2 separate regions of the Homo sapiens genome follow, and region 1 is linked to region 2. Evidence: read pairs that join two places in POLR2A ChIA-PET (ENCODE). Cell type or tissue: MCF 10A. All regions are shown on one strand. Region 1 overlaps LOC105379412 (a long non-coding RNA gene). Region 2 overlaps ELF2 (E74 like ETS transcription factor 2).

Region 1 (5,000 bases), 76 kb before region 2:
ATAGCTCACTTCAGCCTCAAACTGCTGGGCTCAAGTGATCCTCCCACCTCAGACTTTGGAGTGGCTACGACTGCAGACATGCACCACCAGGCCCAGCTAATTTTTTAATTTTTTATAGAGATAGGGTCTCACTATGTTACCCAGGCTGGTCTCAAACTGCTGGCCTCAAGTGATCATCCTGTCTCTGCCTCTCAAAGCACTGAGGTTCCAGGTGTGACCCACCATGCCTGGCTCCCTTTGGCAACTTTTAATTTTTGAAAAATTCCATTCTTCTGAATAGTTTGAAAATATTTGCTTTTCTTCCAGGCATTTTCTTGAAGTAATTTCCTGTTTTACTTTCAGAAATGTAAAATATGTGACGGGGATAAAGAAAGATCTGCCTGATTTTAGGACATATAATACTTATATAAGGCCCTATCTAAAGTATCCCAAGAGAGGTGTATATTTGTCATCTTTTATAATTGATTTAAAAAGATTGAACTAAAAAGTAAAAATCTGTCACTTGCTTGCCTTGCGATTAATGTGGGAAAGGTTCCGGTTCTGTGTTGAGGTTGCTGGGCTATAGGGTCAAAAACTGGCCTGTCATCCCCTCTAGGATTTGTTCCTTGTTCTGTGATTTGCTGAGTGATCAAAGACCGATGATTATATGGCTCTGCATCTGTATTTCTGTTAAATGGAAATTTAAAAACAATTTTTTTCTTAGACGCAAGCGTTGCAGATTTGAGGCTAGATCCTCACATTTTGTGGTCAAGAGGGAATTAGGAACGTGCCATCCCGAACCTGGAAGAGAAAGAAAAAGTACAGAGCAGTCGGTACCTGGTTATAATTTCTGTCAGTCATTTTCACAGCCACACAGCAAGAACCCGTGCTGAAAATAGAAATAAAGATGATTGTCCTCATCTGAGATTTTTCTAAGCATAAAAAAAGAGGCATCATTACTTCTTAGTATCCTCCTGGAAAGAAGAAACTGAAAGAAAAGTGAACACTGCTTCTCAGTTTTTTCCTCTTAAAGATCACTGGAAAATTTTGTAGCATCAAAGCTTATTGCAGATAGAGCTATCTAAGCTACTTTTATTTGATCAAATTAATTCACTACTTTTCTTTTCTTTTTGAGATGGAGTTTCGCTCTTGTTGCTCAGGCTGGAGTGCAATGGCGCGATCTCGGCTCACTGCAACCTCCGCCTCCTGGGTTCAAGTGATTCTCCTGCCTCAGCCTCCCGAGTAGCTGGGATTACAGGCGCCTGCCACCACACCCAGCTAATTTTGTATTTTTAGTAGAGACGGAGTTTCACCATATTGGTCAGGCTGGTTTCGAACTCCTGACCTCAGGTGATCCGCCCGCCTCAGCCTCCCAAAGTGCTGGAGTTACAGGCATAAGCCATCACAGCCGGCCAATTCACTACTTTTCAAGACTCTGAATAACATTTCTTAGTGTATATTTGTTGAGCTGCCTACTATAGTAATTGCATTTTACTAGGTGCATGAATAGACTGAGAAGCTTACCTTCTGGGCAGAGGGAAAGACAAACAAAATATGCCATGTAATGTGTTAACTACACAGAAATTTGAAAGATGCTATGGGGGCTTATAGGAGAAGTGGGGAAGTGAATTATGCTCAAAGAGGGCTCCTGGCTAAGGAGAAAATCTTACCTGAGTTTTGAAGGATAAGCAGGGGTAGCCAAATGGAGAGGTGGGGACTTAGACTGATCTAAGATAAGTGGGATTCTAGGTAAAGGGAGCAGTCAGGGTGAATATTCGAAGTCTAAGATCTTCGGGGTCTGCAGGTGATTCTTGTGGACACTACTACAATTATTTTATTTTATTTTATTTGAGACAAAGCCTCACTCTGTCGCCCAGGCTGAGTGCTGTGGCGCAATCACAGCTCACTGCAGCCTCGCTCTCCTGTGCTCAAGCGATCCTCCTACCCTTAGCCTCACAAGACTGAAGGTGAGTGCCACCTCACCCAGCTAATTTTAATTTTTGTAGAGACAGGGTCTTGCGATGTTTGAAAGGCCGGTCTTGAACTCCCGGGCCCAAACAATCCTCCTGCCTTGGCCTCCCAAGGTGTTAGGATTACAAGCATGTGCCACTGCGCCCTGCCTACTATTTTAATTGGAGTTTCATGGCTGAGCACAGTGGCTCAGACCTGTAATCCCAGCAATTTGAGAAGCCATGGAACTGCCATGGAAACTGCTTTAACTGAAATTTTGGTTCACAGCCTTCATTGGATTATCTATTGGGGCAAGCTCGTATTGCCTGGAGGATTGCCTAGAATTTGAGGCTGCAGTGAGTCACTGCACTCTAGCCTGGGTGACAGTGAGACCCATATCTAAAAAAACAAACAAAAAATTAGAGTTTCTGGTTACTGGAGAGTTTCTGCTGGTTGAGTTTCAGTGCTATCTAGAGCTCTAACCCTTTTGAACATAACAACAATGAATCACAGCGTATGGACATGTTTGGACTGGTACATTGCCTTATTGGTCCTATTACAGTTACTGCTGCCTAATGCCTAAAGCATGTCCATGCTTTCACATGAACTAGATTTTTTTTTAAATGTAGATATTATGTAATCAGAACACCAGTACCTGGAGGCAACTCTTATGCCATTAATAAAGTATTTTATTGACTGCTCTTAGTCTCAGCTAACCCATCTGGATTACATTGTACTACTTTTCAATCATGGAAAGTTGCCTTTTTTTTTTTTTTGAGATAGAGTCTCTCTCTGTCGCCAGGCTGGAGTGCAGTGGCGCGATCTCGGCTCACTGCTACCTCCACCTCCCGGGTTCAAGTGATTCTCCTGCCTCAGCCTCCCAAGTAGCTGGGATTACAGGCACATGTCACCATGCTAATTGTTGTTACTTTTAGTAGAGATGGGGTTTCACTATGTTGGCCAGGCCGGTCTCGAGCACCTGACCTCGTGATCTGCCCACCCTGGCCTCCCAAAGTGCTGGGATTACAGGCATGAGCCACCACATCCGGCCCTAAGAGAAGAAAATTTTTAATGTCATTATTATAAAGGCTATTTCCTGACACCTGTCTCCCAAAAAACAACACAAGCAAACAAAGAGAAAAAGCAACTCTAAGCAGGATTACAGCTGTGTTTCTGGACCACACAAAGTGATTATTTCTGTTTCTGAAACTCAGCATATGGTCTGTCTAGAACTCTCTCTATTTGTATGTGGAAAGGTCGCTCTTTTGGACAGGAGTCATGGCTCTAGATTGGCACACATGGAGCAGGAGGATCAGTGAAATCACTCCTGGTCATCAGTGGGGTGACAGAACACCCTCACTCTTGACTTTCTAGATGAGTTAGTGTAAAGTTTTCCTTTTATGGGTAACTCCTTCTAGTCTCATTGATCACTGACTTCCAGATCTTGCCTGCCCTGCCCTGTGGCCCCCGGGGGCTCTGCCTCCCTGCCAGGAGAGCTGCTGGGATGCTGAAACCCAGAGAAAACCACAGGTCAAGGGCTTGGCTGGGTTCCCACTCATACATTCATCCTCTCATTCATTCATCATTCCACAAGTATTTATTGAGTGCCTTCTACATGTCAGGCACTTTTATAAGCAGACACCAAAATAGACTAAAATCTTCGTTTTCAACAGTCTTCTTCTATTCTAAGGTACATTTCCATTAGCCCTGGTAAGGCAGGAAAATAGGGTCTGGAGGCAGGGAACATAAGGCAGATTCACACTTGAGCTATGATAGGAAATATCCTCTCCATAGGGCGAAGGCCAAGTAAATGACTTTGTAACTGTACTTCATCCTCTCCATTTACATAGGGCGTACCCAAGTAGAGGGTATTTCAACTCCCAAATATTCTGCAACAGGGACTTTGAGACTCTATGCTCAGGCCCGCTCCCACACCATGGAGCGTACTTTCGTTTTCAATAAAACCCTTCATTCCTTCCTTTCCTTGCTTGTGCGTTTTGTCCAATTCTTTGTTCAGGAAGCCAAGAACCGGGACACTCTCCACCATTAATATTTCGGCGAATCAGACAGGAAGAAGAGGTAAGCCGAAAAGTTTGGGATTCATTTTACTCCCTTTCCTTTCCGCTCCATACAGGGGCGCGCTCTCTCTTTTCCTTTCCAACTGGGGACCCTTGGTGGGCGGCGTCTAAACATGGAAACAGCTGCAGATTTCTGGCCGTGGTTCGTGAAACTGAAGGGTTTCCATGTTGAGGATGGCCTAACTGCCATCTCATGTTTCGCTTAGGGGAACAGGGTCTTTTTACAGTTAGCTTAAGGAATCTGGGTGTTTTTCTTTCTTTTTTTTTTTCCTTTCTTTCTTTTCAGTCTTTCAGCGGCTGTTTATAATTGCACTGTCCAGAAGGGGGAAGGAGATCTAGGCGATCCCTGATCCCTGCAGCTCAGAGCAAACTCGCGCGTGTTTCAGGGGACTTAAACTTTCTTTTCTTATGCTAAGTTCTTCCCTTACGTACTCAACTGGCTAAAGACAAAAAGCCCACCTGGCATCCTGTTCTCATTAGAGTTCATGGCTATTATAAGACTCATACTAGGAGGTAGGCCTTGGAGGGGAAAACCTGCACGTGGTACCAGTGCCCACCCAAGGTCAGAGACATCTGACACTCTAAGATTGGACCCCACAGGAGGATGCTCCGTGGGTCCTGTGGACCTCAACCTGCTCAAAGGGGATGCTCTTAGCAGAGGCTCTGAGGTCTAGTACTAAATCCTCCTTAGAATTTTCTCTCGCAATTGCAATGCTGTCTGGCCCAAACATTGTTTGGAATCTGGAGTTTACTGTCTAAAGGGAAAGTGGAATGGCATTGCATGTATCCAGGCTTTTGTGCTGCGGTTCTAAGCTGGGAGCCTGGTTAATGTGTGACACGCTACTTTGGTAGGGTTTGGCCCCAGTGCTCTTTGGAGTCTGGGAAGGTTTGGTCTTTAAAAATCAAGCTGCCATGGAAACTGCTTTAACTGAAATTTTGGTTCACAGCCTTCACTGGATTATCTATTGGGGCAAGCTGGTATTGCTATCTCAT
Region 2 (5,000 bases):
ATCCCAGCACTTTGGGACACTGAGGCTGGTGGATCATGAGGTCAGGCATTCGAGACCAGCCTGGCCAACATGGTGAAACCCCATCTCTACTAAAAATACAAAAATTAGCCGGGTGTGGTGGTGTGCACCTGTAGCCCCAGCTACTTAGGAGGCTGAGACAGAGAATCGCTTGAACCCGGGAGGCAGAGATTGCAGTGAGCCGAGATCGCACCACTGCACTCCAGCCTGGGCAACAGAGCGAGACTCTGTCTCAAAAAAAAAAAAAAAAAAAAAAAGGCGATTAAGATCTTTTAAAGTGTAATTAGTTTAAATTTTGATGAAGTGTGGTTTCTAAATTTTTTCTTTTATAGATTATACTTTTGTTGTCTTATGTAAGAACTCTGCCTAATCCAAGATCTTGAGATTTTTCTGCTTTCTAGAAGTTTTATAGTTTTAACTCTAACAGTTAGATTTTATCATCTATTTTGAATTAATTTCTGTGTATGGTGAGAAATAAGGTTCTAAATTCATCTTTTACATACAGATGGTTCTGTCAACCTAAGTAAAAGACAGTCCCTCTGAAAGAAAGCAGTATTTATTCAGGAATGGGCATTATAATGGGAATATGCATACCGTAGTAAACTATGTGCATATTCAGGGAGGTAAAGGAAGACATAGCTTTTTTTTTTTTTTTTTTTAAGACAAGAGTCTCGCTCTGTCGCGCAGGCTGGAGTGCAGTGGCGAGATCTCAGTTTATGGCAAGCTCCGCCTCCCGGGTTCACGCCATTCTCCTGCCTCAGCCTCCCGAGTAGCTGGGACTATAGGCGCCCGCCACCATGCCCAGCTAATTTTTTGTATTTTTAGTAGAGACAGGGTTTCACCGTGTTAGCCAGGATGGTCTCGATCTCCTGACCTCGTGATCCTCCCACCTGGGCCTCCCAAAGTGCTGGGATTACAGGCATGAGCCACCGCGCCCGGCCAAGACAGATTTTTAAAGGAAAAATGAGGAAGATTACATCATTGTTTTAAATCAATTATGTTTGGCTATAAAGATCAGTGACAAGAGTGATGCCAGTCTGAGGTTGGACATGAAGTTACTGGGCAGATGTCCTTGCAGAAGTATTTTTTTGTGTAAGGTTGCAGTTGCCTTTGTGCAGGGTTGTGGCCTTTATGAGTTTTTTTGTGATAGTTTTTTTTTTTTTTTTTTTTAAATGTAGTCCCGCTCTGTAGCCCAGGTTGGAGTGCAGTGGTGCGATCTCGGCTTGCCGCAACCTCTGCCTCCCGGGTTCAAGTGATTCTCCTGCCTCAACTTTCCACGTACCTGGGACTACAGGCCTGCGCCACCATGCCTGGCTAATTTTTGTATTTTTAGTAGGAATGGGGTTTCACCATTTTGGCCAGGTTGGTCTTAAACTCCTGACCTCAAGTGATCTGCCTGCCCTGGCCTCCCAAAGTGCTGGGATTACAAGCGTGATCTGCCTGTCTCGGCCTCCCAAAGTGCTGGGATTACTGGCGTGAGCCACCATGCCCGGGCAATAGTTATTTTTTTTTAATCAGGTATTCATGCATGAGAACCCTCCTTTCATGGCCTTCCCTGGCTCCATTTGTCAGGGCTTTTAACACAAATGACTCAATTTTAATTCTAACAACTTTCACTTTTCCCCCTTTTGATCAAAATCTTTCTTTGGACCCAGGCACAGTGGCTCATGCCTGTAATCCTGGCGCTTTGGGAGGCAGAGGCAGGAGGATTGCTTGAGCCCAGGAGTTTGAGACCCACCTGGGCAACATGGTGAGACCCTGTCTCTAAAAAAACAAATAAAACAAAAGGGATCTTTCTTTGGAAGCATCACTGATCAATCATCTTGTAGTTAGGTTTTAATTATCTTTAGGTGCCAGGATGGACCTGTCCTGGGTTGTTGGTATGGTCCCATGTTGGAGGGAGTGCTTGTCAAACTAGGAGTCAGTGTCAGGACCCTTTCAGTCACATTTGAGCACACAAGGGAAGTTTGGAGGGAGTGATTCTCAGGCTAAGTCTGCCGGGAATCCATTATTAAGATCAGTTTTTGTCTGTTCCTTAAATGTAGGCTATCATCTCAGGGTTTAGGGCCAGCCCAGTATAATTCTGTTGGGTCAGTATAATTCTGTACTACTACAGAAATGTAACAAATAACATGTACAAAGTTTAAAAAGGAAAATACAAAGTAAAATTAATAGTAATATAATACCAGTTTACATAATGGTTTTGAGCCATGAAGCTAGACCTAAAGGCAGTCAGTTGAAGAAACCAAGTGACCATGGAGAACTAGATGAGACCTGTTGTAACCATGTGATCTGTTTTCTTATTTTGCGTATGAGTCTCAACTTCCTCAAAGGAATTTATCCAGGTAAATCATGTAGTATTAGTAATAGCACAGACATTTCTTTACTTAACCAATAGCTAATGCAGAGCATTGTTATCATTCGGCATTCCATAACTGGGTTGAATTAAAGCAGAGTGTGAATAATTTTTTTAGGGATGTTGCCAGAGTCACCCACTAGGTGGACTGAAGGATCTCTTAGGTCAAGTTCTGTCAAGTTACCAGCAGAAGCTACTGATTGTGAAATTTCAGTTACAACATTATCTTGCCAAGTGAAAAAGCTACGCCTTAAGAGGGGTAAGAGTCTCCCCTTGTTCAATTATCTTGGGAAAACCTGTCTACAGTGCGGAACCATCGACTTCTCATCCTGGTTTGCAGTTTGAATGTCTCTGGTTAAGGCATTGGGCAGTTTGGTGAACTTTTCTGTGTGGCTCAGACTTCGAGTACCAGACTTGTCCCTTAAAATTCATCGAGTTTCAGCTTATAGGGCTTCAGGAACAGAGCAATTTCTGTTTTAATAATTCTGTGGAAGAAAGTTGGATTGGAGGAACCTAGAAGAATTTAGGATCTAGGCCAGTTTGCAGGTAGATAATAAAAACTCAAATACAGTGTACAGGGCTACAGTCTAATAATAGATACAGTAGTTTTTCTTTAGAAGCATAACTTTTTATAGTCATCCCAGTTTCTACCAATCAGAATAAGACAAATTTGTTTATAAAATAGTTTTATTAGTTTTTTGTCTGATTATTTACATAAATGCAGCAAGAATAGCTGTTGACCACAAAGAAATCTCAGATTTATAAACCCTTCAAGACTAGGAAGCCAAACCAAGGGAGACATTAGATTTCACCTACAGCCTTAAGGTTCCTGGGCTGGCCAAGAAGTGACAGATTATATTCTCTCACTGTAGGAATGGGAACACCTGAACCCAGACATTGTGTGCACATTCTTAAATAAGATATTCCAGTCAAAGTCTTGGTAATATAACTAACGTTTCTAATTGTATCCTGTTATAAAGAGAGCAAACTTTTATGAACTTATGCCAACAACCCTATATTATCATAAAAATAAGAATACTCATGAATAGTTTCTGAATTTTACTTAACCAATATCTAATGCAGAGGGATCAAGTAGGGAGAAAAAGTAAATGCTTTCACTTTTGTTGAGATAAGTATTATCTTACCAAATTACTGTAAATGATTGATACTTTAAGAGAAAAATTTTCTTAAATCTGGAAAACTGAACATTTAAGTAAAGAACCAACAGTGTTTCAAATAAAAGTCATAAAAACATCATTGATTATTTAATCTCTTATTTTATTTTATTTTTTTGAGACGGAGTCTCACACTCTCGCCCAGGCTGGAGTGCAGTGGCACCATCTCGGCTCACTGCAAGCTCTGCCTCCTGGGTTCACGCCATTCTCCTGCCTCAGCCTCCTGAGTAGCTGGGATTACAGGTGCCCACCACCACGCCCAGCTAATTTTTTGTATTTTTAGTAGAGATGGGGTTTCACTATGTTAGCCAGGATGGTCTCGATCTCCTGACCTTGTGATCCGCCCACCTCGGCCTCCCAAAGTACTGGGATTACAGGCGTGAGCCACCGTGCCCGGCCTAATCTCATATTTTGTGTTGCTTAATCTTAATTAGCAGTTTTTCTAACTAATCAGTTTCTTCATTAGAATTCTGGAAAATTTTTAGTCCATTGAGCTTAAAGTTATTAGAAATGTATATTTAAGCGTACAAATCTTTTCCATGAACCTGATTGCAGATATTTTTATTTTTATTTATTTTTAAATTTTACTTATTTATTTTTTGAGACAGTTTGACTCTGTCACCCAGGCTGGAGTACAGTGGCCTGATGTCGGCTTACTGCAACCTCCACTTCCTGGGTTCAAGTGATTCTTCTGTCTCAGCTTCCCAAGCAGCTGGGATTACAGGTGCACACTACTACCTTGGCTAATTTTTGTATTTTTAGTAGAGACTAAAGACTAAAATTAGTAAAGACCAGAGACTAAAGACTAAAATTTTTTATTTTTAGTAGCCATATTGGCCAGGCTGGTCTCGAACACCTGACCTCAGGTGATCCGCCCGTCTCGGCCTTCCAAAGTGCTGGGATTACAGGCGTGAGCCACCATGCCCAGCCTGTTTTTAGAGAAGAATCAAAACTGTGAATGATGAAGATTTAGAATAGCCATGGTTAAAAATCTGATGAAGTTTATTATAATCAGCAATTGACAAAGAAATTCAGTTATTTTTGTGGCATGTAATATATACTAGAATTATGACTGATGACATATTAGATTTCTAAGAGTTTTATATACTTTTGGAATATTCATATTAATATCATATCAATAAATGTAACTGCAAGAAGATCTAGAATCACTTATTTGTCAGTGCTTTCCATATAATTCAGCATATCAAGCCTGATTTAGTTCAGTGTCTCTGTTTCAGAAATCTTTGAGAAGGTCCAGTGCCTTGTGGAACATCCTAAAGTTAGTTTGAGGTCAAGAAAGACTTATTTATTTTTTATTTTTTTAAGACGGAGTGTTGCTCTGTTGCCCAGGCTGGAGTGCAGTGGTGCGATCTCAGCTTACTGTAACCTCTGCCTCTGGGATTCAAGTGGTTCTCCTGCCTCAGCCTCCCGGGTAGCTGGGATTACAGGCG

What was found. ChIA-PET counts read pairs that join two places held together with the same protein. Peaks named below come from ENCODE experiments on the same cell type or tissue, not always from the same donor. Only the 100,000 strongest peaks of a DNase experiment are listed, where the experiment ranks them.
Region 1: POLR2A ChIA-PET joins it to region 2 with 10 read pairs; 9 of 35 experiments call an interaction of 5 or more read pairs at or near these places.

What each region holds. Positions count from the first base shown.
Region 1 is chr4:139,241,075-139,246,074 of GRCh38, reverse strand. LOC105379412 (a long non-coding RNA gene) reads right to left here. Exons shown (of 4, transcript XR_007058273.1): 4 at 243-780. Among named protein-coding and RNA genes, the nearest start is that of MGARP, 37 kb to the left of the region's middle. In MCF 10A, no CTCF peak of the experiment used is centred here; DNase peaks (open chromatin) are centred at 2,334 and 3,444.
Region 2 is chr4:139,165,535-139,170,534 of GRCh38, reverse strand. The region is part of intron 1 of ELF2 (E74 like ETS transcription factor 2); the gene reads left to right. Among named protein-coding and RNA genes, the nearest start is that of ELF2, 9.2 kb to the left of the region's middle. In MCF 10A, a CTCF peak has its summit at 2,541; a DNase peak (open chromatin) is centred at 2,514.